Regions from separate parts of the Homo sapiens genome. Here region 1 is linked to region 2. A link is a loop called in an ENCODE intact Hi-C map of the cell type or tissue named here. Cell type or tissue: Caco-2. All regions are shown on one strand. Links, peaks and the distances in the headings refer to the core of each region. The heading gives the core; the rest is flanking DNA.

Region 1 (16,146 bases), core at 6,529-11,528, 130 kb after region 2:
AAATGTATAATAAATAATGTCCCACTCTAGAAAAAAAGAGGTATAAATAATTCCTTTCTTTTCCATATGGATCAAACTACTGAGTGCCAAACAGAAGTTGGAGATTACATCCAGTGCATTACATTTTGACTTTTAAGACATAAACCTTGAACTGTGAACTAAGATTTACCAAAATATGTTGACTAACACAATTTGTGATAATTTTCTAGTAAGATGGAATTGAAGTGATTAATACATTATGAAATTATCATCAACAAGCAAAAATTAGTCCTAACTCATCTGTTTATTGATAATTTTATCATTGATTTTTGGAGAAGAAAAATCTAACACTTTAAATTCAGAAATTTTATTTCTTAAAGCATTTAGACCCTTGAAAATAAAGACACAAATCCACATCCACATTTAAAAATACTTTAGATACATTCCAAAATGGCCAACTACACACAGCCAGGAAGAACTTCTACAACCGAGACAGACCTGAATACTTAGTAACTGGCATAACCCAAACAGACCATCTGAGAGAATACACTGAGAGAGGTTAGAGAGATGACCCAGATGCTGGGACATACAAAACAATAGAAAAGATAAATGAAACAAAAAGCTAGCTGTTTGAAAAGATAAATAAAATTGATATACCATTAGGAAGATTAGCCAAGAAAAAAAGACCCAAATAAGCTCAATTAGAAATGAAATGGGAGATACTAAAACTGATACCACAGAAATACAAAAGATCATTCTAGGCTACTAAGAACACCTTTATGCACATAAACTAAAATGCCTAGAGGAGATAAATACATTTCTGATAGATTAAACCAGGAAGAAATAAAAACTCTGAACAGAAAATAATGAGCAGCAAGATTGAAATGGTAATTAAAAAATTGCTAACAAAAAAAAGTTCAGGACCAGATGAATTCACAGCTGAATTCTATCAGACATTTAAAAAATTGGTACCAATCCTTTTGACACTATTCAACATGATAGAGAAAGAGGGAATCCTCCCTAAATCATTCTCTGAAGCTAGTATCACCCTAATACCCAAACCAGGAAAAGATATAAGGAAAAAAAACAAAATTACAGAACAATATCCATTACGAACGTAGATGCAAAAATATTCAACAAACTACTAGCTAACTGAATCCAACAGCATATCAAAAAGATAATCCACCATGATCCAGTGTGTTTCATACCAGGGATGCAGGGATGGTTTAACATACGCAAGTCAATAAATGTGTTACACCACATAAACAGAATTAAAAACAAAAATCACATGATCATCTCAATAGACACAGAAAAAGCATTTGACAAAAATCCAGCATCCCCTAATGAGTAAAAGCCTCTTTGGGTGGCCGAGGCAGGCGGATCATGAGGTCAGGAGATGGAGACCATCCTGGCTAAGATGGTGAAACCCCGTCTCTATTAAAAATACAAAAAATTAGCCAGGAGTGTTAGCAGGCACCTGTAGTCCCAGCTACTCAGGAGACTGAGGTAGGAGAATGGCGTGAACCCAGAAGGCGGAGCTTGCAGTGAGCTGAGATAGCTCCACTGCACTCCAGCTTGGTGACAGAGTGAAACTCCATCTCAAGAAGAAAAAAAAAAAAAAAAAGCCTCGGCAAAATCAGCATAGAAGGAGCACACCTTAATGTAATAAACCATCTATGACAAACCCACAGTCAACCTTATACTGAACAGGGAAAAGATAAAAACAAGACAAGGATACCCACTTTCACCCTTCTATTTAACATAGTACTGGAAGTCCTTGCCAGAGCAATCAAACAAGAGAAAGAAATAAAGGGCATCCATATATGTATTCAGATGGTAGAAAGGAAGTAAACTGTAAAAAGAAAGAGGTAAAGAGGAAGTGAAACTGTTGCTGTTTGCTGATGATATGACTGTATACCAAGAAAACCCTAAAAACTCATCCAAAAAGCTCCTAGAACTGATAAACAAATTCAAACAAAATTAATGTACACAAATCAGTAGCACTGCTATACATCAACAACGACAAAGCTGAGAATCAAATCAAGAACTCAACCCTTTTTACAATAGCTGCAAAAAAATGAAATGTTTAGAAATATACCTAACCAAGGAGGGGAAAGACCTCTACAAGGAAAACTACAAAACACTGCTGAAAGAAATCATAGATGACATAAACAAATAGAAACACATCCCATGCCCATGGATGGGTAGAATCAATATTTTGAAATGACAATACTGCCAAAAGCAATCTACAAATTCAATGCAATCCCCTTAAAAATACTGCCATAATTCTTCACAAAATTAGAAAAAGCATTTCTAAAATTCATATGGAACCAAAAAAGAACCCGCAAAGCCAAAGCAAGACTAAGCAAAAAGAATAAATCTGGAGGCATCACATTACCCAATTACACAGCTTCAAACTATAAGCCCATAGTCACCAAAACAGCATGGTACTGGTATAAAAATAGGCACATAGACCAACGGAACATAATAGAAAACCCAGAAAGAATGCCAAATGCTTACAGCCAACTGATCTTCAGCAAAGCAAACAAAAACGTAAAGTGAGGAAAGGATACTCTATTCAACAAATGTTGCTGGGATAACTGGCAAGCCACATGTAGAAGAATGAAACTGGATCCTCATCTCTCACCTTATACAAAAGTCAAGTCAAGATGGATCAAAGGCTTAAATCTAAGATCTGAAACCATAAAAATTATAGAAGATAACATTGGTAAAACCGTTCTAGACATTGGCTTAGGCAAAGACTTCATGACCAAGACCCCAAAAGCAAATTCAACAAAAACAAAAACAAATAGATGGGGTTTAATTACACTAAAAAGCTTCTGTGAGCAAAAGAAACAATCAGCAGGGTAAACAGATAACCCACAAAGTGGGAGAAAATCTTTGCAGTCTATATATCCAACAAAGGACTAATATCCAGAATCTACAAAGAACTCAAATAAATCAGTAAGACAAACGATCCCATCAAAAAGGCTAAAGACATGAATAAACAATTCTCAAAAGAAAATATACAGTGGAGCATTGAAGTCCCTCACTATTATTGTGTTGCTATCTCATTTCTTAGGTCTATTAGTAATAGTTTTATGAATTTGGGAGCTCCAGTGTTACGTGCATATATGTTTATGATTGTGATTTTTTCTTGTTGGACAAGGCCTTTTACCATTATATAATGTCCCTCTTTGTCTCTTTTAACTGCTGTTGCTTTTAAAATTGTTTTGTCTAAGAATAGCTACCTCTCCTTGCATTTGGTGTCCATTTGTATGAAATGCCTTTTTCCACCCCTTTACTTTAAGTTTATGTGAGTTCTTACATGTTAGGTGAGTCTCCTGAAGATAACAGATGGTTGGTGAACTTTTATCCATTCTGCAGTTCTGTAGTTTTAGCCGTGCATTTAGGCCATTTACATGCAATGTTAGTATGAAATGTGAGGTACTATTGCATTCATCATGCTTTTTGTTGCCTGTGTACTTTTTTTTTGTTTTTTGTTTTGTTTTGTTCTTGCTTTTTAACATGTATTTTATTTTATAGGTCTTGTGTGATTTATGCTTTAAAGAGGTTCTGTTTTGATGTGTTTATAGGATTTGCTTCAATATTTAGAGCTCCTTTTAGCAGTTCTTGTAGTGGTGGTATGGTAATGGTGAGTTCTCTCAGCACTTGTTTGTCTGAAAACAACTGTATCTTTCCTCCATATGGGCTAAGCGTGTCTTAGCTCAGACTCTCCTTGGGCTGGTCTTGCTCCTGCTGCTGTGTGGGATGGGGGTGAGATTCCCACATTAGGTAACTGGAGTTGTGTACCTAGAATGATTATGGCTGTCTCTGCTGAGTCACAAAATCCAATGACATATCAAAAATATAAGCCACCATGATCAAGTGGGTTTCATGCCAGGGATACAGGGATGGTTTAACATATGCAAGTCAGTAAATGTGACACACCACATAAACAGAATTAAAAGCAAAAATCACATGATAGTCTCAATAGATGCGGAAAAAGCATTTGACAAAATCCAGCATCGCTCTATGATTAAAACTCTCAGCAAAACAGACATACAAGGGACATAACTTAGTGTAATAAAAGTCACCTGTGACAAACCCACAGACAACATAATACTAAATGGGGAAAAGTTGAAAGCATTCCCTCTGAGAACTGGAACAAGACAAGGATGTCCACTCTCACCACTCCTCTTCAACATAGTACTGGAAGTCCTAGCCAGAGCAATCAGACAAGAGAAAGAAATAAAGGGCATCCAAATCATTAAAAAGGAAGTCAAAGTGTCACTGTCTGCTGATGATATGATTGTTTACCTTGAAAACCCTAAGGACACCTCCAGAAAGCTTTTAGAACTGATAAACAAATTCAGCAGTTTCTGGATACAAGACTAATGTACACAAATCAGTAGCTCTTCTATATAAGAACAAGGACCAAGCTGAGAATCACATCAAGAACTCAACCCCTTTCACAATAGCTGCAAAAAAATTAAAATACTTAGGAATATGCCTAACCAAGGAGATGAAAGACCTCTACAAGGGGAAACTACAAAACACTGCTGAAAGAAATCATAGATGACACAAACAAATGGAAACACATCCCATGCTCATGGATGGGTAGAGTCAATATTGTGAAAATGACTAAACTGCCAAAAGTAATCTACAAATTCAATGCAATCCCCATCAAAATACCACCATCATTCTTCACAGAATTAGGAAAAACAATTCTAAAATTTATATGGAACCAAAAAAGAGCCTGCATAGCCAAAGCAAGACTAAACAAAAAAACAAACAAACAAACAAAAAATCTGGAGGCATCACATTATCTGATTTCAAACTATCCCATAGGGCCATAGTCACCAAAATAGCATGATACTGATATAAAAATAGGCACATAGGCCAATGGAACAGAATAGAGAACCCAGAAATAAACCTAAATACTTACAGTCAATTGATCTTTGATAAAGCAAACAAATACATAAAGTGGGAAAAGGACACTCTTTTCAACAAATGGTGCTAGGATAATTGGCTAGCCACATGTAGAAGAATGAAACTGGTCCCTCATCTCTCACCATATACAAAAATCAACTCAAGATGGATTAAGGACTGAAACCTAAGACTTGAAACTATAAAAATTCTAGACAATAACATTGGAAACAGCCTTCTAGACATTGGCTTAGGCAAGGATTTCATGACTAAGAACCCAAAAGCAAATGCAACAAAAACAAAGGTAAAAAGCTAGGACCTAATTAAACTAAAGAGCTTTTGCATGGCAAAAGCAGCAGTCAGCAGAGTAAACAAACAACCCAAAGAAGGGTAGAAAATCTTCACAATCTATACATCTGAGAAAGGACTAATATCCAGAGTCTACAACAAACTCAAACAAATCGGTAAGAAAAAAAACATCTCATCCAAAAGTTGGCTAAGGACACGAACAGACAATCTGCAAAAGAAGATATACAAATGGCCAACAAACACATAAAAAAAATGCTCAACACCACTAATGATCAGGGAAATGCAAATCAAAACCACAATGTGGCACCGGAAGCAGTGGCTCACGCCTGTAAGTCCAGCACTTTGGGAGACCGAGGCAGGTGGATCACCTGAGGTTGGGAATTTGAGACCAGCCTGGCCAACATGATGAAACCCCATCTCTACTAAAAATACAAAATTAGCCGGGTGTGGTGGGACATGCCTGTAATCCCAGCTACTGGGGAGGCTGAGGCAGGAGAATTGTTTGAACCCGGGAGGCGATTGCACTCCACCCTGGGCAAAAATAGCAAAACTCTGCCTCAAAAAAACAAAAACAAAAACAAAAAACAAAACCACAATGTGATACCACCTTACTCCTTTAAGAATGGCCATAATCAAAAAATCAAAAAACAGTAGATGTTGGCGTGGATGCAGTGATCAGGGAACACTTCTACACTGCTGGTGGAAATGTAAATTAGTACAGCCACTATAAAAAACAGTGTGGAGATTCCTTAAAAAACTAAAAGTGGAACTACCACTTAATCCAGCAATCCCAATACTGGGTATTTACCAAGAGGAAAAGAAGTCATTATTTGAAAAAGATACTTGTACACCCATGTTTATAGTGGCACAATTCACAATAGGAAAATCATTGAACCAACCCATATGCCCATCAATCAATGAGTGGATAAAGGAACCTTGGTATATATATACAATGGAATACTATGCAGTCATAACAAAGAATGAATTAACAGCATTTGCAGTGACCCAGATGAGATTGGAGACTATTATTCTAAGTGAAGTAACTAAGGAATGGAAAATCAAACATCGTATGTTTTCACTGATATGTGGCAGCTAAGCTATGAGGATGCAAAGGAATAAGGACAATACAACGGACTTTGGGGACTTGGGTGGGAGAGTGGGAGGGTGGTGAGGGATAAAAGACTACAAATATGGTGCAGTAAGGTAGGGTGCACCAAAATATCACAAATCACCGCTAAAGAACTTACTCATGTAACCAAATGCAACCTGTACCCCCAATAACTTATGGGAAAAAAATAAAATGATTAGTTTTATGGTTATGTGAATCTCACCTCAATAAAAAGCTTTAATTTAAAAACTTAAGGTGCTATACATATAAAAGCAATTAAAATAATGACATTTATTTCCATGTGGATAGTGTCAGGAAAAAAGAGGAAAAAATAATGACATAGCTACCCAGGTACTCAATATCATATTACCTTAGAAGCCTTTCCCAATACACACAGCACTTCCTCTATACAAAAATACCACTGCCCTAAATTTTGTAGTTTCTTGCTTCTATTTAACTTTTTAGCTATGTTTGTATCCTTAAATAATACCTAGTTTTGCCTGTTTTTGAATTTCATATAAAAGATCATTTTATGTTTTCTTTTATGACTTGCTTTTTCAGTTAACATTATGTTTCTGAGATTCATCCATGTTGGCCCATGTAACAATAAATTATTCATTTCACTGCTGTATGTGCTTCATTGTTTAAATAAACCACAATTTTATTTAAAAAAAGAAAATATACAAATGGCCAACAAACATATGAAAAACGCTCAATATCACTAATGATCAGGGAAATGCAAAACAAAACCACAATGTGATACCACCTCACTCCTGCAAGAATGACCATAATAAAAAAATAAAATAAAATAATAGATGTTGGCATGGATGTGATCAAAAGAGAACACTATAATCTTGCTGGTGGGAATGTAAACTAGTACAACCACTATGGAAAAAGTGTGGAGAGTCCTTAAAGAAATAAAAGTACATCTACCATTTGATCCAGAAATGCCACTCCTGAGTATTTACCCAGAAGAAAATAAGTCATTGTACAGAAAACATACTTGCACATGCATATTTATAGCAACACCTTTCACAATTGCAAAAATATGGAACCAGTCTAAATGCCCATCAATCAACATGTGGATAAAGAAAATGTGATTATATATGTATACATACACCATGGAATACTACTCAGCCATAAAAAGGAACAAAATAATAGCATTCACAGCAACCTGGATGGAATTGGAAACTATTATTCTAAGTGAAGTAACTCAGGAATGGAAAACTAAACATCATATGTCGCCACTTTATAAGTGGGAGCTAAGCTATGAGGATGCAAATGCATAAGAATGATACAATGGACTTTGCATACTCAGGGTAAAGGGTGGCGGGGTTGGGGAGGATAAAAGACTCTACATTGGGTACAGTGATGGGTGCACCAAAATCTCAGAAATAACTACTAAATAACTTATTCATGTAACCAAACACCACCTGTTCCCCCAAAAGCTATTGAAATAAAAAAAATATTTTTTTAAAGAAAATGAACAAAACCTTTGAGAAACATGGGATTATATAAAGAGACAAAAATCTATGACTTACTGGCATTTCAGAGAGAGCAGAGACAAAACAACCAACTTAGAAAATATATTTGAAGATCTAATCCACGAAAATATTCCCAATTTTGCTAGAGAGTTCGACATGCAAATTCAAGAAATTCAGAGAACTCTTGTGAGATACTATGCAAGATTACCATCCCCAAGGCACTTAATCATCAGATTCTCCAAGGTCAACATGAAAGAATAAATCTTTAAGGGAGCTAGAGAGGAAGAGTTCACTGACAAAGGGAACCCCATCAGACTAACAGTGGACCATTCAACAGAAATCTTACAAGCCAGAAGTGATTGGGGGTCTACATTCACCATCTTTGAAGGAAATAAATTCCAATCAATAATTTGATATCCTACAAAGCTAAGCTTCTTAAGCACAGGAGAAATAAAATCCTTTTCAGACAAGCAAAAACCAAGTGACCTGCCTTACCAGAGCTACTAAAGGGAGTTTTTAACATAGAAATGAAAGAATGGTATCTGCTGCCACAAAAGAACACTTAAGCACCTACCCTAGTACTGTAAAGCAACTATACAATCAAGTCTACATAACAACCAACTAACAGAATGATGACAGGATCAAATTCTCACTTATCAATGTGGGAGTTCAGTCAGGTTGGTGGGAAAAATTTTAAGATGAAGTTATAGGATATAGACACAAATCTTCTTGGAAGGCCAGAAGGTTTTGCAAAAGTCTCAGGATAGGGTTATGGCTGAAAGCAGCCTAATCCTTACCTTGAGTAAATAGCTTAAAGTAGGTACAAAGGAATGTAGAGTAGTTTATCTAAATAGCCTATTTACTCAAGCTAAGACCAACCTTTGATCAACCGTGGGTGCATAATTGCTCTCTACTGGGTGGTGAGTGGGGGTGGGGGGGAGTGGGGGTGGGGTGGCGGGGGTGGTGGTCGGCAACCAGGTCAATTACCCTCTAGTGGAGTTTACTCAAGATGTTTGTCATTTAATCTATACTGAATAAATGTGAGCTTTGATGGCTGAATGGACCTTGGCTGCTACACTTTACAGCACCTTCCTTGGTGTCTGTGAGGGACCCGGACACTTAGCTGGACTGACAGGCAGAATATCTGTGTCAGTGTATGTTATTCATTCGTCATTGGGTCACAGTCTGTGGGACGGACCCCTGCATATCAATATTGACCACAAATGTAAATAGTCTAAATGCCTCACTAGAAAGTCATACAGTGACAAGTTGGATAAAGAACCAACTCCCACTGTCTGCTATTTCCAAGAGATCCATCTTACAAGTAATGACAACCCATAGGCTCAAAATAAAGAGATGGAAAAAGATCTATCAAAAAACAAAAAACAAAAATGAGTAATGATTATTATATCAAATGAAACACTTTACACCAACAAGGATCAAGTTTTATAGATCTATGAAGAGACAGATAATCACACAATAATACCCGGGGACTTCAACACTCCATACTGAGGCAGAAAACTAACAAAGGTATTCTGGACTTAAACTCCACACTTGACCGATTGGACCTAATAGATAACTACAGAAAAATTCACCCAACAACAACAGAGTATACATTCTTCTCATTGTCACATGGCACATACTCTGAGGTTCAACACATGCTCAGCCATGAAGCAACACAAAGTGAATTTTAAAAAAATCAAAGTCATACCAACCATACTGTCAGATCACAGTGCAATAAAAATAGGAATCAATACCAAGGAGAGCTATAAAATCATACAATTACATTAAAGTTAAATAATCTTCTCCTAAATGACTTTGTGTAAAGAATGAAATTGAGGCAGAAATCAAAAAATTATTTGAAACTAATGAAAACAGAAAGGCAAATAACAGAATCTTTGGGGCACAGCTAAAGCCATATTAACAGGAAGGTTTACAGCGATAAATGCCTACATCAACAAGTTAGAGAGATCTCAGTTAACAACCTATTGTAGCACCTTAAGGAACTAGAAAAACAAGAGCAAGCTAACCCTAAAAGTAGCAGAATAAATAAATAACCAAAATCAGAGCTGAACTGAATATTTAGAAATAAAAATCCATACAAGAGATCAGTGAAACTGAAAGTTGGTTCTTCAAAAAATTAAACAAGATTAATAGACTACTCACTAGGTTGAAAAAGAAAAAATGGGAGAAGATCCAAATAAACACAATCAGAAATGACAAAGTTGACATTACAATCAATCCTGCAGAATTACAAAAAAACCTCAGAGACTGTTATGAGCTCCTCTACTTAACATAAACTGGAAAACCTAGAAAAAAACGGATAAATTCCTGGAAACACACGCCTCCTAACATTGAAACAAGAAGAAATTAAAATACTTAACAGATCACTAACACGTCACCAAATTGAATTAGTAATAAAAAGCCTACCAACCAAAAAATGCCTTAAGCCAGATGGATTCACAGCTGAATTCAACCAGACATACAAAGAGGAACTAGTATCAATCCTACTCAAATTATTTCAAAATATCGAGGAAGAGGGACTCCTCTGTAACTCATTTTACAAAGCCATAATCATTCTGACACCAAAGCCTGGCAGAGACAAAGCAAAGAAAGAAAATTTCAGGAGAATATCTCTGATGAACATAGACACAAAAATCCTCAACAAAATATTAGCAAACTGAATCCAGCAGCACATCAAAAAGCTAATTCACCACAATCAATTAGGCATTATACCTGGGATGCAAGGCTAGTTCAACATATGTGAATAAATAAATGTGATTTACCATATAAGCAAAATTAACAACAAAAACTACACAATCATCTCACTAGCTGCAGAAAAGGCCATCAGTAAAATTCAACACCATTTATATTAAAAACGCTCAACAAATTAGGCATTGAAGGAAAATACACCAAAGTAACAAGAGCCATATATGAAAAACCCACTGCCAACATCATACTGAATGGGCAAACGCTGGAAGCATTAACCTTGAGAACTGGAACAAGACAAGAATGCCCACCCCCACCACTCCTTTTCTTTTTTTTTTCATTTTATTTATTCATTATTATTATTATTATCATTATTATTATTATTATACTTTAAGTTTTAGGGTACATGTGCACAACGTGCAGGTTTGTTACATATGTATACATGTGCCATGTTGGTGTGCTGCACCCATTAACTCGTCATTTAGCATTAAGTATATCTCCTAATGCTATCCCTCCCACCTCCCCCTACCCCACAACAGGCCCCGGTGTGTGATGTTCCCCTTCCTGTGTCCATGTGTTCTCATTGTTCAGTTCCCACCTATGAGTAAGAACGTGTGGTGTTTGGTTTTTTGTCCTTGCAATAGTTTGCTGAGAATGATGGTTTCCAGCTTCATCCATGTCCCTACAAAGGACATGAACTCATCATTTTTTATGGCTGCACAGTATTCCATGGTGTGTATGTGCCACATTTTCTTATTTCAGTCTATCATTGTTGGACATTTGGGTTGGTTCAGTACTGGAAGTCGTAGTTGGAATGATCAAGTAAGAGAGAGAAATAAAAGGTTTCCAAATAAGAAGGGAGAAAGTCAAGCTATTTCTCTTCTCAAATAATATGATTCCATATCTAGACAATCGACAGTGCACACGGAGTTCAATTAAATGTATCATAAACTGTGACTACATAGAAATGGAACAATACTGCAAATTTAGAAAATTAAGAAGTGTAAAGATATTGAAAGCATTTCAAATATATTGATTTCTATTTCTTTTGTAGTGAGAAAAAATATTACTTAAATTTGATAAATCAACAGATAGATGTATAAAAACATTTAAAATGTAAAAACAGCCATAAAAATATCCAAGAACATAATATAAAAAGACAAATGTGATTAGTTAAGAAGAAAAAATGTTGGAGGTATGAAAAGTTAGATATATACAAAGTCATTATAACCAAAAGAAAGGAGGAAACGGAAATGGTCTACAGTATATTCAGTATATTGTATAAAGTTAAAATTGTATATACAAGAAAATATATTAAAGTCTGGCTATAAAACTTCTGGTAGATCAGAAATAACATGATAATCTATAACAAGAAAAATAAAGGTCATAGATCAAATAAGAAGTTTTTTTTTAAGTATTTTAAAGAAAAGCAGGATGTAAACTAAGCTAAGGAAGAGTCGAGAAAAGTATACCTGATGAAGCAATAAATGTAAATGTAATAATAAACTGATATATTGATACAAAAGATTTTCTCACAAAGGAAAATCTAATAACATCTTATATTAAAAATATAAAGAATAGTGAATCAGAAAAAATTTTAAAAAGATAATGGGCAAAGCAATACAAGAGTGGTGCAAACAAAATAAAACTCAACAATTGTAGTTTGAGCTATTCCTACCAAGCAATCCATGACAAATCCTAAAACAATAAATGACTATTTGATACTATTATAGTCTTTCAAATCCTTTGCAAAAATACTTATTCAATCTTGGCAACAATCACATGATGTAAGCCGTGTTTTCCATCTTATTTAATTGAAGAAAAAGCTAAGAAACTAAGAACGGGTGACATAATTTGCTCGAAATTATATGACTGGTACATGCTGTGGTCATTAAAGTTTACTGTCTTTAGAACCATTTTTTACACTTGTGAATTTTACAATGAAATATGTATAGTAATAAAAAGTACTTCTCAGAATTAAAAAATAAACATCACCACCACCAAAAATTCAATAAAAAGCTTACTTACTAATAAAACAAAATGATAAAATGATAGTGAAGTTCAAATACATAAAATACAGACACCAAAAAAAAAACTCAGATAGACAAAACATTGACAGTTGAAGAAGATTATGATCTACAGACCTCATGCCCCAATATTAAATTTAGGGTGTGGCTAATATTCTTATTAATATCAAAAATAAAAGAAGAATGCTTATGATTACCAAATCAAGATAGGAAAACAATTTGAAAAGACATCTCACAAAAGAAAATCTCCAAAATGGGTAATATTGACATAAATCTGTGAAACATTTTAAATTACTAGGGAAATGCAAATTAAAACAAGAAACTACCACTACATATTCACAGAAATGGCTGATATTAACAAACTGAAAATCTCTGGCCATGATATAGAGTAACTGAAACACTCATCCATGGTTGATGTGAATGTGAAACTGTGCACTGCTGGAGAATTGTTTGATAGTTTATTACCAAATTAAACATATAATTACAGTACATTCCAGTAATTTTTCATCAACATGAAAGTTTATGTAATTTTGATGTAGTCATGTAATATAATACTACTTAATCCAAAAAGGAATAAACTATAGATACACACAACCATGTGGATTGGTGATTATATATACATAACATTATGTGGAATATAAGTAGCCAGAAACAAAACAGTGTAAACTGTATAATTTCAATCATATGAAATTCTAGAGGAAACAAATTTAGTTTACGGTGACAATGGTGATCAGTGGTGCTCCTGGCATTGGCAGGATGACAGAGAAGAAACGTAAAGAAACTCTGGTGGTAACTTCAGTGTTCTATATCTTGATTTTGATGGTCGTTATAGGGCTGTACAAATCAGCTAAAACTCATCAAGCTCTATGCCAAAGATGTGCACTTTATTGCGTGAAAATTACACCTAAAGAAAGTTCATATCATCATGTTAATGTACAAGAAGTTCCAGCAAATTTTCATTAAAAATATCCCCAAGCAGAGATTTTCTCCTCCACGCATTATTAAGAAACATTGTAGAACAACAGTAATTAAAACTGTATGTTACTGTGCACATAGGTTGCAGGCAAGAAAGTCGGGGAAAAAAGAGTGACGAGTTTAGAATGATACCTACATACATAATGGAAATGTATTGTTAAGGTAGAATTTCAAAACATTTAGGAGAAAATTGCAAAATATCGTTGTTGAAAAAATGCTTGACAACCTGGTGTGTAAATTTACCAGGTCAATAACGTGGTTCTCACCTTCCTCTGTGTGGTAAAAAAATTTCAGCTGCATCAGACAAACATAAAAATGAAATCGCTAAATTATTAGAACAATCTATCAGCCTTTGGAGGGCTATATTTAGCAAGAGATACATTTACAAACATTCAAATGAAACAGATTGATATACATGACAACATGAAAAGTAAAATTATATGCATAGCAATGACATTACTGGAAAGAAAATAAATTTTAAAAACAAACTGGAAAAAGTTTGCAAGGCATACAACAGGGGGCTAATATTATGATTAAAAAAAGTGGTAGTAACAAATAAAAGACCAACAACTAAATAAAAAGATGGGCAGAACATATTTCATAAGAAATGAAGTGTACATGGCTGTTACATAGAAGGAAATAAGCATTTGCATATATAGTTTGCATGCAATGGGAATAAGACATTGTGAAAAAAATGAAAATCTAATGGTAATGAGGGAGAGAGAGAGAGAGATGGCATGATTTATGTAGGCAAATAATTAGTTGCTGAATGATCCAAAAATGTATCAAAGGGGCATAAAGGGATGAAAAAATAAGAAGAAATCATTATTTGCTAAAATGCTGTTCTCATTGATGGCTATACTCCATCTAATTCCACATTTAAAAATTTAACATATGACTTTATTACCTTCTCTTACTGTTAGAATATAAGCTTTATAAGGGCAAAGATCTTTCTTTTGCTTGCAGATGCGTTTCTAGTATCCATGAGTGTGCCTAACCTTCTATGAATTAAATAACTTTATATTGAATTAAGGAATGCATAAATATAGGGAAATAAGGAGAGAAATTAATCAGACTAATATAATTTATATCAATTAATTTTATTGTGAAAGGTAATTACCAAATCAAAATAAATACTAAGAGAAATTTTGGTGTGTTGAAAGATGATATTAATGACCAAAAAAATAAAAAAATAGAAATAAAGAAATGCTTGGATTGTAGAGGTTTAACAATTGCCTGGTTTTCTTAATGCATACATTAATGTTGGTGCTTGTTTTTCATAAACAGATGTGATCAGACAGTTGCACTGACATTGGGTGGAACATAAAAGTGTGGAAAGCTGGTACAATCAAACTTTACTTGGTTGGTGAGCATGTTGAATTTTGGAGCTCATATGAATAGATCCCTGAGTGAAAATAAATGCTGACTTAGTAATTTAAAACTATCCCTACACTTGAGCTTGATACAAAATTTAGTTGCTGTTTACTGGCTTTGAAAATTTTCTAGGCCTATGAGAGTCTAAGAAATTACAACCATGAAAAATGAACACATAGGAATCGACTTGATAAGGACTTATGATAGATTTTAGAGTTAGTTTAATTGTGGACCTATTCATGATTTAGTAGTGAGATATATATGCTTAGACATAAGATGCCAACTAAAATTATATTTGAAATGTGAAACAAAAAAATATTAATTGGTTAAGGAGATCCATTTTATTATACTGACAATTATATGTCATTTTATCCTTTTTTTTCTTTTTCACACCACCAAATGCATCCTGAATACATTTACATGTGATAAGGGAAAGAATAATGTGAATTGCAATGATATAACCAATTGAATTGTGCTCATATCAAAAGTGAAAAATAATATCCTTAATCGCACATTGAGTCCATTTAATGAGAAAGCTGACAAGTAGACTTTTTTTTTGTTTAAAGTCCTAAAGATTTTACCAGTGTGACATTTGCAATATCTAATAAGTGCTTAACTTAAAAAATAACTGAGGATGAAAAATCTGTCAAAATGGGAGTTTCATTTAAAATGAAAAGAGAGGTACAGACTTTTAATATACAATTTCATGTTATTTGTATGTCAACTAATCAAAGTGATATGATTATCCTTTCATTTACATCATCTCAAAGACTGCTTAATTTTTCGAAGGAAGTCAGTTTGATAGGTTGATAATAGTTTTTGGCATGTGAGGGTTCCGTATGGGTATCATATCATAACAGGGCACTAGTGAAGTAGTCTTCTTAGATCCTGATATCAATATTCACACTTGACATGTACATGTCTCTTGGTGGCTGACACTCTTACCCATCTGTCATGATGGCAAAATGCCCAATCCTTAGTCAGCTGAGGTATTTCTCTGGGGCTTGAATAATGACTTTTCTTGCTTTTTAACTTTTAAAGTGATTTTAATGCTCACAAATTTGACAACTAACCATGTCAAAAATTCAAATACTCTGAAAATAAGTACAAGAAACATAGCACATGCTTTTTATTTTTAAATATCACAAACTGCCAGTGGATGCAATTTAATAGTTGATAGTCTACAGTCTCCTTTTGGTTGAGATTACCCAAAAACGGAGCAGTAATGGCAATGTGATGATGGATCTTGTTT
Region 2 (16,146 bases), core at 6,995-11,994:
CCACACGAGATGAAAAAATCACAGAATGCCTGATTCTACCTATTCTCTATTTTTACAAAAAAAATCTAGAAGAGGTTAGTAAGTAACTTACTCTGTTAGTTGTTGAAAATAGATATATGTATGATTTTTAAAATTATATTTCTACAGTAGAGAAATTCTTATTCACATTTAGATGGATTATTTGCAATGTTATTTATATATACATTTATTAATAAATATATAATGTAATTCTTAGAAATTTTATGTAACTGTAAACTATCTTTTTACTTATATTTTGAAATTGTGTTACTTTTCATTTTAGAACATTTCAACATATTATATCATGGCTTCAAATGAGATTTACATAAGTTAAAAATTATATATAAAGATAATTAAAGAAAAAGCACTTATTTGATGAACTATATTAACATTCTTATTTATCAAGTAAATAGAATAACTACTTTCTAGTATAATAGACATTGATTGCTGTTTTCTAATTAACAATGATAATAACAATAGATAGTAATGTCAATAGCTATAATATTTGGAACATACTTGACCACTGGTTAGCAAAGGTTGTTTTATAAATTATACAGACTAAAACCAGCATAATTTATTACTTTTTTAAGGAAAATATTTCAATGCTTTATTTTATGTCTGTAATTGTGTAAGTAACTGCATACACTGGAATCTTATAATCTATTGAATATAGAGCTAGTAAATTATAAGCTCTTTAAATGTTCCTTTTTTGTATAGATAATGTTTGCTTATTTCTAATCCTTAAATCATTTGATATGTTTATAATATTTTATTTCTTAAACATTTAAATTCAGAATGGCTAAATTTCTATTTTTATTTTAAAGAATAAGCATTTTTAAATGAATATTTTAAAATATCCTACAGTACAAATAAATAAAAGAAAAATGTATATTTTTATAACTACTAAAAGTTACCTTACATTTGACTAATTATTAAATGACAATAAGTTTGAGTATTTTAATACATTTATTAATATACTACTTATGGTTATTATCTCAAAGGTTGAATATCTAAATGAAACTTCTATTTTTTTAACTTAACAGAATTCTCTACTCATAATCATCAAATAATATCACACATGTAAACACTGCCTTAATGTTTTTAAATTCTTTTAGAATTTTGCTCATCTCATTTTGATCTATTTCAAAACATCCATAAATCTAGTTTACACACTAATTATAATTTTGTAAAATAAAACACAAACATAATATTAATCAGTAACCGTTCCAAACTTTTTCTTTATTTATTGACACTTTTAGTTATCACTATATCTTTTTTATGTTTTAGAATGATAATAAACCTAATTAAGATCATTTAGGAAATTTAACAAAGTTTTAATATACTCATAGAATTACTTGGCATGCTTATACTAATAAAGTCATTATATCCTAAAAATTATAACACACAGTATTTCTTTCGCTGTTCATTTTGATTAACCAAATTGTAATTTGTATAAAATGACTGAAATGCTTTCAGGGGAATATTTTTATCTTTGATGAAAGTTTTATTAAACTTCCAACAAAAGTATTCTTATTAAAATTTTATAAGATAAAAAATTTATCTGCATTGTGTTTGAATCATTACTTTCAAATAACTGTCACCAATAAACTGTTAACACAAATTCATTCTCAGAATGAATTTACAAACTAATTTTGTTTCCAATAGATAACGGCCTCTTTCCTCAAGTGCACTATCAAACAAAACCATTATTACATTGTTTCATTACTTTCATAACACAATGTTTGTTTATGATATTAAAAAAATTGACATAATCTCGAAACAGATTATTTTTAAAAAGAGAATAATGTAGATTTTAACAGTATATTTACTGCTATTCTTGTAACAAGCCTTGAAAGAGATTTATAATCACTATTTTTTAGCTACCATTAATTTAAAAAATGAGTGATGTCTCTTTAAGATGTTAGGAATATAGACTACTTTTCCTATTTTCTTTATTACTTTATTTATTAGATCTTTTCTACTTGTCTAAGGGGATATAGCTTAGACATAAATGTCAAATTGGGAGATACAACAATATTTTACTTTAATACAAAAGTCATTTGGTATCCTACTTCAAATTTAAATGTCATTATAGATTATTTCAATAGCATTTTAGATTCTTGTTAGGCTCGTGCACATGCATGTGTGTGTGTTTGTGTGTCTGTGTACATCCTCTCTAGCTGATTACAGCGTAGACTTCCTCTCTCTTTTTATTCTGGATAATGTATGTTATGACCTCATATAATGTCTTAATGAACTAATTTTACATAGTTTTCTTAAACAAATTTTTATTAGGTCATCAGGATACAGTAACTACATCAAGAAGAGAAGAGAAAATCAATAGCATGGGTTGATAACACACACATATCTGAGTACACAGATGCAGTCTTAGGGAGAGGAGAGAGAGAGAGAGAGAGAGAGGAAGTTGTTCAAGTTCTATGAAATCAACAGAGATTGAATTTACCCTGAACATCTTGAATTATAAAAAATAATTTGTTGATCTATATCACTGTCAACATAACTACACTGTAGAGAGAAATGTAGTCAATGACTGTCTGTGAATGCTTAGCCTTGAGGAAAAAGCTGAGAATCAGTGCATATTTTGCATGAAGATGTAAAAATTTTGCATTTTGCTAGCCCTATTGACTGAGTTCAACAGGGAATTTAGATAGTAGGACATAAATTCAAGTGAATTGAAATTAGAATACATGTTTAACAAGGTGCTTTGATAATTTCTTAACATTTTTTAAATAATTATTTTACTTTGGTGATTGTATAATTATAAAATATTTCACTATAAAATATTTTGTTGACTTAAAGTTATCAAACAATGCAACTCAAATATTGAATTAATATATTTTATTTCATAATACCTGCAAATGAAATTAAACATATAGGTCAGAAAAATAGTCTCAGTTTTTAATATTCTTCATAGTTCTTTTTAATAATGAATATTATGAGATCATGCATTCTCAGTGAAATTTTACCAAGAAAAATATTATTTGTTCTTAGGAATAAGCAGCAGAACGTATTTGCCAAAATGTGTCATTCTGTGTCAAAAATTTGAAAAGGTGTACCTGTTATTAATAAAAAATATACAAAACTTTTATTCTTCTAAAATATGATTTGGGGAGATTGAATTTTATTATTCTAATTTTAAAAGTATAAAACCATATACGCTATCTAATATATGTAATAAACTGGGGAAAGTAATAGAATAATGGTGATGATTATGATAATTATAAGATTGTAATATTTATAATGATAAATTATTTGGTAACTTATTAATAGATAAGTAACAAACAGAGACAAAAGTACCCACATTTGCCTACTTATAAATCTAGGCTATTTGGTCTTAGTAAGCCTTTATTTTTAGGAGAAACAGAGATGACCTTCATACTTATTAGAACTATAGTTTCTAATACGTTTGAATCTAAAATTTAAATCATTAGTGGAACAGTGAGTGAAACTTTGGAAAAGATGAACGTTCTCCAGACAACAGAAATTTTTGAGCCTTGTATAAGCTAAGTTGATTTAGCTATTTAATTAACGCTTAAATAAATAACTTTCAGTTTTAAGGTTAATTCTGTTTTAAAACTGAGGGAAGACAACAATTTTCTACATGCTATTCTCTTTTTAGTTCAAATTATCTTGTAGTATATATTGTGAAAACTTAAAGCCTAGAAAGCCCTAATAATGTTAGAAAAACAATTATCCAAAAGAGAATAACAGTCCTTGAAAGGGATGTATTAGACACAGATGTGCTGCTACTTTAAAAGAGACTGATAGTGCTGAAAGGGAACTAAACTACAGAAGCAACAACCTAGCCAGAAAAAGAGGAAAACCATTTTTAAGAGTTGTTTTTTCCCTTTTTCATCTTCTACATTAGGTATGAAATTAGTGTTTACAAGTACTAGATTTAAAAGAGTTAGAAATTTATATATGCAAAAATAGTTTTTTTCTGCTTTGTTTGTAGTATTATAATATTTCTCCATGTTACTTTGTACATAGGAAGATAAATTTAGGGTTTCCAAGAGTCCAATTAGAAAGAGAAGATGTCTAGTACTGTAGAAGGAGAGTAATGGGCTGAGAGTCAGAAGACTGAATTTTATTTTCATCTCCATATTTAATAAATGTTTCTAGTCTTGACTATATTACTTAATGTTTTAGAGTAGGCTTTCTTAATTTTTTCATAATATATTCATAATCAACTCTAAGAATTTTGCCATGTAATTATGAGAATCACAAATAGGTAGTAAATACATACACACATACTTATATACACACATGTGCATACATGATTTTATATACGTCAGGAATTAGTTACTATAGAAAGATTTTGAAAGCAGCTTTACTGCTGTGGTGTCCAAATTACATTCCTCCTATTTGATAATTTAGTACAATCTACAACATAGAAATAAACTGGACTTACATTCAGAAATATGTCCAGAGTGAGCTTTTCAAATTTAATAAAAACTGTCAAGACTACATTCCATTCAGTCAATGATCAAAGCTTATGAACTTGTTTTAATTATAAGCAAAATACATTCAATCTAGAATTATACTCTAAAATCTATTGAATAAATATGCATTGAGTGTCTATTACCTGCAAGCTAACATGGTAGCCATTGAGCATATACCAAAAAGGGATTTAAATATGGTCCCTGATCTCATCCCAATAAATGTGCTTAAGAATGTTCCTGGAGGCAGTGAGCAGTGGCTCATGCCTGTAATCCCAGCACTTTGGAAGGCAGAGGCAGGTGGATCACCTGAGGTCAGGAGTTCGACACCAGCCTGGCCAACATGGTGAAACCCCATCTCTAGTAAAATACAAAAAAAATTAGCTGGGCATGGTGGCGGGCATCTGTAGTCCCAGCCACCCGGGAGGCTGTGACGGAGAATCTCTTGAACCCAGGAGGCGGGGGTTGCAGTGGCAGCAATTGTGCCACTGCAGCGACAGAGCGAGACTGTGTCTCAAAAAAAAAAAAAAAAAAAAGAAAAAGTGATGTTCCTGTAAATCTATTTTGCAAAAATATAAAATTATTGTCACTGCAATTTGTATTTCTCTACCTATTAGTGTAGCTGAAAATGTTGTTTTATCATTTTTGTATTTCTTCTTTTGTAAATTTTATATTAACGGTCTACCAAATTTTTATAGAATATTTCTGTCTTATATTTTAGGAGTTCTTTTTGTTTGAGATGATATACTTTTATCATCATGTACTCAAATTTGTTTGCTATTCATTTATTGATTATGAGTTTTGTGTGGATAATGGGAATAAGGCTCTCATTTGCCAGTCAATTTACTCTAGTAAATATAAAAGAAAGAGGTTCTGTTTAGAGAAAGGGCAAATGGGAAAATAGAGAGAAGAGAGTTGGAGAAGAAAGTCTGCTTTTGCTTTACTCTTCCTTGTGCATCTGGTTGAGGGCGAAATACACACACACACACACACACACACACACACACACACACACACCACTTACCTATGTCTAACATACATAGATATGTATCCTCATGAAGTGATACTGAAGCAATGCACCCATGAGAATTTCACTTTAATATAAGGGGCTGATTTGGAAACAGGGATGGAAAACACTTTCTGTTCTGTATTTTCTTGTGTTTCATGCTTAATAACTGAATTGAAATGCAAAACCAGGACTTTCTAAATTCATACTGAAAGTTTTGAATAATATGCAAGGTAGCATCCCTGAATTATATCATGATTTTACTATAGTTCTGTGTTAAGCCACAGAAATTTTTAGAAATGCAAAATAAAAAAAAAATGGTGGCTGGGGGCAGTGGCTCACACCTGTAATCCCGGCACTTTGTGAGGCCAAGGTGGGTGGATCACATGAGTTTGGGAGTTCGAGACCAGCCTGACCAACATGGAGAAAACCCATCTCTACTAAAAATACAAAAAATTAGCCAGGAGTGGTGGTGCATGCCTGTAATCCCAGCTACTTGGGAGGCTGAGGCAGGAGGATTGCTTGAACCTGGGAGGCAGAGGTTGCAGTGAGCCAAGATTGTGCCATTGCACTCCACCATGGCCAACAAGAATGAAATTCCGTCTCAAAAACAGATGAAAAAAACTCAATGCTTCATACATTTGCTGAATTCAATGTGCCTGTTTCAGGTTTAGTAATTTTAACTTTTGCATAGTGAAGAATTAACTTTACCAAATGATAGATAGGTCTGGCCTTCATCTTTAGTTTCTTGGTTAGTGATCTCTAGGCCACTGGAATATCCTTCCTGATGGGAATGTCTTTGCTTGGGAGCTTTGGCCACTATCAAGTCTAAAAGTGTTCTATGATGGAATCTTTGGGCCACAAGTTTTCAGTTCTGCCTCCAAAAGTGCCTGGAAAGTAAAAATGTCAGTCCAACCTCCAGAAAGGGCTGAAGACTAAATGTGAGCCACAGCAGTGGTAAGTGATTGAACCCTATTGAAAATTCTGGACATCAAAGACTTGAAAGCTTTTCTAGTTAAGAATACTTCATGCATATGGTTACATATTAATGCCCAGAAGCTAATAAATTTGCCACTCCCCCAGGTTGAGGGCAATAGGAGCTTCACGTTTGGTACCTTTGCTGGATTCTGACCTAGGTATCATACTTCATCTCCTGGCAGATTTTAATCCGTATTCTTTTTCTGTAATGAGCTGTAACCACAAGTAAAAGTATAACAGCTTTAAATGAGTTCCGTGAGTCTTTCTAGTGAAATCAAATACAGGGGTAGTGTTGTGTACCTTGTCCCGTGAATTTTCAATTGATATCTGACATAATGGCAGTCTTTTGTTGACTGTTTATTCTAAACTTTGCAATTGACCACAACTCTCAAAGGTGTTTATGTAAATATTTCTAACGTATCATATTGTTGATGAAAGGAATGTTAGGAAGTGAAACACAATAGCAAATAAACAAAACAAATATTTAAAAGTGCCTTCTAAACAGTCTTATTCAAAAATAATTTTAGTCAACGGTGTATACTATCTCTAGTTATATAGCCAGGTTGAGTCAAAAGAGCAAAAGTAAAATTGTGAATAAATATAGCAACTGTATTTTCCAAATTGTACCTGGCAGAAAAACTGAGAAATCCACATCTGTTGCTGGGAATTAATATTACCTTATCACAGAAGAAACATCTTAGGTTATTTGTTATAGCTGCCATGAAATAAAATATCAAAGTGAAACAGAAATCTAATGTTATATTTTGAACCCTCTGAGAATACACTTCAAGTGGCTGCAGGCCTCCAAATCACTGAAGGATGTAGTCACTTAAGTGAATGAAAAATAATGATGGAGAGTTGATCAAAAGGTAAGTGGCATTACCATTATAAGGTCTTGATATAAAAGAAATTCTTGTAAATCAAATTGTATGGCAATTATAGTTTGTAAATTTATCCATTTTTTCATTATGTAGTGAATTAGAAGAAAATATATTATTTTACATTACATTACATTAAACATTTACGTTATATTAAATATACATTTAGGTTGCATTATGCAGACAAAATACACATACTTTACTAATTTTTAGCTACTACTAAGATTATGATGGAATTAAATTCATAAAAAAAGCTTTTTATCTCAAACAATGATATCCATGTTTGAAATTAGGACAACATTGTTTCTTTTATCCTAGTAAGAATTAGCTAAGATTACTCAAAAAAAAAAAAAACAATGCTGTTTTAGTTTGTTTTGTGAAGCTGTAACAGAACACTACAGACTGGGTAATTTATAATGAAGAGAAATTTATTTGGCTCATTGTTCTGGAGGCTGGGATGTCCAAAAGCATGGTGTCCACATCTTCATGAAGTACTACCAGGGAAGGCCTTTGTGGTGTGTCATCCCGTGTCATAAGACAAAAGGACAAGAGAGGAACAGAGTGAACAAGAGATTGAAATTGCAACCTCAAGCCCTTTTATAATCAGCAGTAATCCATTCATGAGGGTGGATTGCTCATGACCTAAAGGCCTCTCATTAGGCTTATCTCCCATCCCTCTTGCATTGGGATTGTGTTTTTAACACATAATTTTTAGGGGACATACTCAAACTGTAACAAATGCCAAGTTACTGTATATTGTCAGACAAAATATACAAGGTGTGAACTCCAGAAATATCATCTCTACAACTAGATGACATATTGTTAAGTTATACGTAATATGACTATTTTGTATAATACAAGAAATTACTAAATTATCCAGATATCTCTCCAGGTCATTCTCAAAACAACTTAGTTTAAAAATAAATTAAACAGCAGACTAGCTTCAACATTAACTATAGTAAAAAATATTATGGTTTTTTGCAAGTACATTTCAGAATAGTATTTTGGTTTATTATGTTAATGCTGTTTTCACATATGATCATGACTGAGAAAACTCACTGGTTATGTATGGTCTGAACAGTCAGAAAAGTTTAATTGCTAATTTTGTATATGTATATTTTTTATTTTAAAAGGAATGCTCACTTTAAAAATAATAATAATAATACAATGAGGGTTATACTAAAATGTACATTAAAACAATTTCCATGAACTTTAATTTTTGCAATGTAATAGTATTAGGTATATTTGAGACTATGTATGTTAAAAAAGGCATCCAATAATAGATTATAATTTCAGGTGAAATGTTTAAAATGTTTAATTCTCATCCAAATCTAATTTTCTTTCTACATAGCAATACCATTTATTATTATTATTAAATATCAGCATTTTAGCACTGTAAAAATATAAAATATAGGCTGGGCTGAAGGAAGAGAAAGACCCTCTCATATTATTTTATATTGTTTTATACTCAGTACTTGTTTTAAGAAAAAACAACAAGGAAGTAAAACCAAAGACAGGCAGCCTGACGCCAGGCCCGAAACCAGGCCTGGGCCTGCCTGGACTAAATCCAGTAGTTAAAAATCAACTCATAACTTAGAAACCAATGTTATTCATAGATTCCAGACATTGTATAGAAGAACACTGTGAAACTCCCTGCCCTGTTCTGTTTCGGTCTGACCACCAGTGCATGCAGCCCCTGTCACATACCCCCTGCTTGCTCAAATCAATGACGACCCTTTCATGTGAAATCTTTAGTGTTGCGAGCTCTTAAAAGGGACAGAAATTGTGCACTCGGGGAGCTCGGATTTTAAGGCAGTAGCTTGCCGATGCTCCCAGCTGAATAAAGCCCTTCCTTCTACAACTGGGTATCTGAGAGGTTTTGTCTGCGGCTTGTCCTGCTACAGGGCGATATGGCCCACATTTGTAATCCCAGCATTTTGGGAGGCTGAGATGGAAGGATCACTTCAGCTCAAGCATTTGAGACCAGCCTGAGCAACATAGGGAGACAGTATCTCTACAAAAATTTTTTTCTAAAAATTAACCAGGCATGGTCATATGAGCATGTGGTCCCAGCTACTTGTGGGGCTCAGGTGGGAGGATCTCTTGGGCATGGGAATCAAGGCTGCAATGAGCTGTGATTGCACTACTGCCATCCAGTTTGGGTGACAGGGCAAGGCCCTGTCTCAAGGCCCTATTTTGTGGGATCTCATTTATTTAATAATTATTTTTTTTAGATATAATACAGAAGAAATAAAGTTTTAAATTATTTGTATGTGTCTAATATATGGAACAATGTAATGTTTATATGTCAGATACTTCCAAAGTGTAATGCCTAAGGTTCTTGCCTAGCCACGCCAAAGAATTGGTGTGGTGGCTGTGATAGAGACACGAACAAAGAGCGAGAAAAAGCTGTAGGCTTTATTGAGCAGAGTGAAAGTACAAAGCTTCCACAGCGTGAAAGGGGTCCTGAACGGGGTAGCCACTGCTGGACTTGGGTGATCGCCTTTTAAACTCTTTAAGGCGGGAAATACGTGCGGCAGAAAGATGTTACCAGAGCAAGAAATGAAGGCAGTAAATTATTTTGTGACATGTCTTAGATTTTGAGGAAAACCGGAATTGCAACTTAGGTTTTATCTACTTTATGACCTTGCAGTGGCATGGCAAAGGAGACAGGATCTTACAGGACTTTACAAAGTATGTTTACAAGGAATTGGAATTGGGGGTATAGATAAGGTCTGCTGGTCACAGAAAACCGGCAGTTAACATTCCTTTTACTTTAGTTTCAGGGAGGGGGAAGAGAGGGAGACAGGAAACAGGGAAACTTACAGCAAAATTTTCGCTGTTTATAGCTTTCTTGGGGAAGAAAACACATGCACAAATCCTGGTGTTAGGAATATTTTAAGCATATATCTTCAATATTATTCATCCAGGACAGAAGGAAGTCCTGATGCAGGAAATGACTGAGTTTCTGAGCCCCTACTCCACCCAGGAAGCCCAGCTGGCACCTCCCCTCAAAAGGACTCAGTTTACATGACACTTAATAGTCACACATAGTTGTAAATAACATATGTATATATTAATCTTTATATATTCATACATGCAAGTTACCTAATTGCTTAATTCTAGAATTAAATTATACACAGCTCTGAAACATGTTTATTAACTGTACCATTTGTGCCAAGGTTGTTTTCGATGAACTAATGCACAGGAAATCTACAAATACCTGTCATTTATGAGTCATTTTTACTTTCTAGATGTTTACATTAAAATAATAAAACGTGTGAAATAAATAATAATATTGTAAGTATTGTCCTAAAAAGAATATGCTGCTAGATTTCAGAAGGGACTTAAATTATATTTTTTTGTTTTCCATGTTTAAAATAATAATTTGCCTCACATAATACAAATACATACATTTTGGGGATTTTTCTCTAATTAAAGAATAATTTTAAAAATATTTATTAAAACTTTAACACAGAGAATTTCATTATTCAGTTAAGGTAAAGTGGAATCTCATTTGTTGGAAACTATATTCTAGAATTATCTTATAAAATGATTCAAATTAGAAAAGACTCAGTATTGCCCATAGGAATGGAAATCAACTAGGAAAGTTGACTCACTAATTATTTAGCAGACTTGAATAAATTGGTATCCAAAAGGATTACTGCCCAAAAGCCTGCCCTGGGGTCGGAACAGGTGTTGTTTCCTCAGAATTCTGCATTGCTGCTATTTCAAGGAGGAATTCAAAAAGACAACCCAGGGAAAGAAAATCCCATCTATGTGACATGAAAAGCATGACTCCTAAGTTACTTTATATGCTTTCTCCTTCTCAGTTATTTCCTAGACTTCTTTCTGTCTCAAATAGATCCCTTACCAATTGCAAAGCAGCTGGCATAAGTCTTCTCCTGAAAATGGCAATAGCACCCTTGCAGCAAATCTCAGGCACACAGGTGTTCCAAGGGATCTGAGATACAGCTAGGCAGAAGCCAAATTTCAGGTAGAATCACCCATAAAGGTTATGACTATGAGGCCAAAAATTGTCTACTAATCTTCCTTCCAAAGGTTTACTGCTCAAGGCTACACTTAAGAACCTTCCTCCTCAAAGTGAGTTACCATTAAATTCCTGTGCAACTGTTTGGGAGATTGTTTTGGTTGGAATTACAGTGGTATAATGACTGCAGTGCTCATTGCCTCTGTGCATAACACTTGCAAGTTCTTTAGTCCTTATTAGCTCTCAAACACTTTAAATGACTTTGAATACTTTGCTAAGCACTCTGAGTAGGAGTTTAAAAAGTGGTCTATTGTTCCTGATGCTAATTATTACAAATTGTCACTCAGTCTTGACAGCAGATGCTTTGTCTTGCTGTTTTCCGTGGGCAAGAGGCTATAGAAACTTTGCTTTGGGGGGAAGAAAAGGAAAATGAAAAAGAAACTTTAGGTCTTGAGGATCACTTCTTTATTTGCACTACAAATATAATTTGTGTGTGTTTGTGTGTGTGCTCAAAGTGTAAACCAAAAAGTATCTAAGTCTCAATCAAGTTGGAAGCTTATTTTGACTAAAAGTTAAGGACATGCCTGTGACATAGTCTCAGGAGGTCCTGATATGTGCCTAAGGTGGTCAGGCTAGGGCCTGATTTCTTACATTTTAGAGAGGCATAAGACATGAATTAACACATGTAAGATGTATATTGGTTCAGTCTGGAAAGGAAGGTCGACTAAAAGTGGGGGAATGTTCAGGATGGATTTCAGGGCATAGGTGGATTCAAAGATTTTCTGATTGGCAATTGGTTGAAAATGTTTATCTAACAAACTGTAATCAATAGAAAGAAGTATCTGGGTTAAAATAAGGGGTTGTGCGGGAGGCAGAGGTTGCAGTGAGCTGAGATCGCACCACTGCACTCCAGCCTGGGCGACAGAGCGAGACTCTGTCTCAAAAAAAATAAAAATAAAAATAATAAATAAATAAATAAATAAATAAATAAATAAATAAATAAATAAATAAGGGATTGTGGAGACCAAGGCTCTTATTATGCAGATGAAGCCTCCAGGTAGCAGGCTTCAGAGAAAATAAATAAATCAGACTTAAAGATTTAACGTCTCTGTTTTAATGTTAATGCAGGCCAGCCATGCCTGAATTCCAAAAGAAGGAAGATATGATGAGACGTGTCTGACCACCCATTTCCATCATGGCCTGAACTAGTGTTTCAGGTTTACTTAGAATGCCATTGGTGAAGAGGAGGGATCCATTCAGTTGGCTGAAGGGCTGAGAATTTTATTTTTGGTTTACCAAAGAAATCAATTTGTATGAAAGTAACATAAAGTTACATCAGAGGAGTCTGTTTTTTGAATATAGAATAATGAATCTGAGGAACTCTCCTGAGCATAATTTTACTTTTCTTGGGATCTCAGCTTTTCTGGATGTTTGTTAATAATTCTTACTGAATAAAAGATGCACTCATTTTTTTCCTTGCTTTCTTATCCAGCTCTACCATCTCCAGTCGTTTTATTTTTAAATAATTAATCGTGGAGGTGAAATCTATTCATAACAGTGTTCCTGAGTCTGAACACCATTTTCAGATTTTTTTTTTTTATCTTTGCCTAATCCCAGACAGGCAAAGGGACACTGCATCTGTGGCAGCAGATATTGTGTATCACATGAGAGTTTAATATAATAATTAATTTTGGATGCATCCTAATTGATGGAAGTAATTGCCTTAAGTATCAGTTTACAGACTAAAACCTTGACACATCTCTTACAGAAAACATTCAATTTAGGAACAGATTCAGGTATGTGGAAAAGCAAAATCCAACGCAGAGCTTACCTCTTAGGTTGTTCACTACAGGGATACCTTTTGAGAAAATAGATATTAGCTAGGAATACTAGGCAGAAATGTAGGAATATAGAAGTGAAGCATATACCACCTTAATATGCATCATGCCCAAGCTATTAAGTTTATCTTATACTATACGTTAAGTTATGAGTTCATTTGCTTTCAACAAAAATGCTAGCATTGTTACAGTAAATTTAGAAATCCTAAGAGAGGAGAGGACCCTCATGTTATTTCGGTAGAGAAAGGTAACACATGGCTGATGACCCCATTCTATGAGTAGGAGAATTAGTCACTCGTGATTTTTGTGTTCTTAAGCTATAAACTTATTTTTTTACCTATAAACTTCAGTTTATAGTTAATAGTTTATAGCTAATCTTGGACTTAGAAAATGCCCTTCTTTATAGACCAATCTTTTTGTCATACCAAAATTATTTCAGCTAAATCTCTCAAGAGTATTATATTAGAGATTTCAGCATCAGACTCTTATAAGTGAAAACCCATATCTGCCCTTGTTTACAATGGTGAATCCGTATCGGTCTGCAGCAACATCACTTCTTGCCTCCTCAGAAGAAAGAATTCCACTGAAGGGCATAAAGCAGAAGGAGAGACTGAGGCAGGTTTTAAGAGTTGGAGTGAAAGTTTATTAAAAACCATTACAGCAGGAATAAAAGGAAGGAAAGTACACTTGGAAGAGGGCAAAGCAGGCAATTTTAGTGAGTCAAGTGCCTGGTTTGACCTTCTGACTAGTTTTTGTTTTGTTTTGTTTTCTTTTGTTTTGTTTTGTTTTGTTTTTGAGACGGAGTCTTGCTCTGTTGCCCAGTCTGGAGTGCAGTGGCGTGATCTCGGCTCACTGCAAGCTCTGCCTCCTGGGTTCACACCACTCTCCTGCCTCAGCCTCCCGAGTAGCTGGGACCACAGGCGTGTGCCACCATGCCCAGCTAATTTTTTTTGTATTTTTAGTTGAGACGGGGTTTCACTGTGTTAGCCAGGGTGGTCTCGATCTCCTGACCTCGTGATCCGCCCGCCTCAGCCTCCCAAAGTTCTGGGATCACAGGCATGAGCCACCGCGCCCAGCCGACTTGGGGTTTTGTATGTTGTATGCATGCTCACTTGAGGCATTCTTCCCTTAGCGGTGGAATGTCCCTGGAAGGTCACATACCAGCTAAATTCCACCATTTTTCCTCTTAATGCACATGCTTGAGCTTACTTACCCAACTCCTGAGATCTTATTGGGAAGCTACTTACTGGGAAGCTACACCAGTTTCAGGTGTTTCTATCTATCGGGAAACTGCCTTTCCCTGACACCAGCTGTAACCAGTTGAGACAGCCAGGTGGGAGGGGAGACCCTGGAGAAACTTCAACCAGCCTGCACACTGAGGTGGAGTCTCAGGAAGTTCCTGCCCTTTGAAGCAGGGAGGAGCCTGGCCCGGCCTCTTTCTATGTGGAACCTAGAATTGGAACCTGGAATTTGAACTGCAGGTAGGAAGGACTCTAGCAGGGCACTCTGGCCTAGCGAGAGTCCCTGTTTTCCCCTTTTCTTCATTTTCACCCAGTAAAAACCTATCTTACTCACCATTTAAATTGTCTGCTTGCCTGAATTTTTGTGGCAGTGAGACAAAGAACCCTGTCTTTAGCTCAACTAAGGGAGAAGTCCTGCAACACAATTATTATTTCAGAGAGGCAGTGTGACAACTGCCTAACTATCACCTGATGGTTTCCTGACATTCCTGGTGGGAGAGCAGTGAGCGGTGTGGTGGCAAGGTGCTCTCCTTCCCTGCTCATGCCTGACTAGCTACCTACTGTAACACCCTCTTCATATAGCAGGAATAGTGCTGATGGTAAAAATCCTAAATCAAATGTCCAATAGGATGATGGGAGCTGGTCTCCTTCCAAAGTACACAAATTAGTCTAATAAATTGAAACTCTTTAACAGTGTAGACTTTTTTTTAAAAAAAGAATAAATTATGCACAAATCCTAATTTATCACAGTAGTTTGCAGTAGTTAAGCTGATCCATAGAGTTTTGGTTTCTTTTTAGCAAGCCTTCATCTGACCTTTAGAATAGCTGAGTTAGGCCAGCATTAAAGTAATTAATCTCAGCATTCTTGTCATCATGTTGGCATCAGCAATTGGGGAATGCATAACATGTGTGTTATGTAGATCCCTAGACCAAATAAAAGCAGGCTGTGATATATAAATTAAAGACTTTTATGACTCCTAAACAATATTATGGCTTTTTAGTGAAAACCTGGAAGGAAAAGTATAAGCAAAGTTTGATCTCATGTTTATAACTTTCATAAATTATTAAACTGAACCTGGGTTTTTGTGGTAACTGTAAATGAAAATATTTCTTATATATTTATGTGCCAGGTAGGTTTTCGTATGTACCACTGCTAGTTTAAAAAGAAAAAAAATACTAACTTTATTTACTTTGGAATGGAGTGGGGTTAATAGAGATTAATACAAAGAAACAAAAAAAGAGCAGCCATTTCAGACCTCTAACAAGAGTCTAGAAAACAGGCAGAGAACAATCAACAAACTATCATCTCAGATTTCTTGTGACACTACTCACTGTCTTAAGGGATGGCGTATGTAAAAATACCAGTCTGGAAGGGGAGCGAATCCGTGTCAGCTATACTTTATGCCTTCAGAAGCTTATATTCAATGGAGGAATACAATTCTCAATTGAATTATTCTTTCCTTTGCCCTTATGGAAATATTTGTTGTGTCCACTATTTCATGAGATGTAACCATGAAAAATGTTCCATGGGGAGTGTAAACATCAATTAATTTAATTTCTGTTAACTAAACTGAGGAAAATTTTCATAAATATAGACTTTGAGCTAGACAACTGCTGTGAAAAATTTCTATAGACAGATATTGTGCCAAGGATATGGGTATTTTTGGAGAACTCTCTAGGCACATTCATTTTTAATTAAAAACACATAATGTTGTCATTAAACACATACAGAAAAT

What was found. A loop is a pair of places that touch in the nucleus more often than their neighbours do. Peaks named below come from ENCODE experiments on the same cell type or tissue, not always from the same donor. Only the 100,000 strongest peaks of a DNase experiment are listed, where the experiment ranks them.
Region 1: it touches region 2 in a loop (6-fold over the local background); 1 of 110 quality-filtered maps calls a loop at or near these places.

The regions. Positions count from the first base shown.
Region 1 is chr4:134,738,642-134,754,787 of GRCh38, forward strand. No RefSeq gene overlaps it. Among named protein-coding and RNA genes, the nearest start is that of LINC02462, 320 kb to the left of the region's middle. In Caco-2, for the core only: no CTCF peak of the experiment used is centred there; a DNase peak (open chromatin) is centred at 8,940.
Region 2 is chr4:134,613,013-134,629,158 of GRCh38, forward strand. All of the region lies in intron 2 of LOC105377436 (a long non-coding RNA gene), which reads left to right. Among named protein-coding and RNA genes, the nearest start is that of LINC02462, 200 kb to the left of the region's middle. RefSeq lists enhancers at 11,070-11,808, 13,673-14,173, 14,174-14,674. In Caco-2, for the core only: no CTCF peak of the experiment used is centred there; no DNase peak of the experiment used is centred there.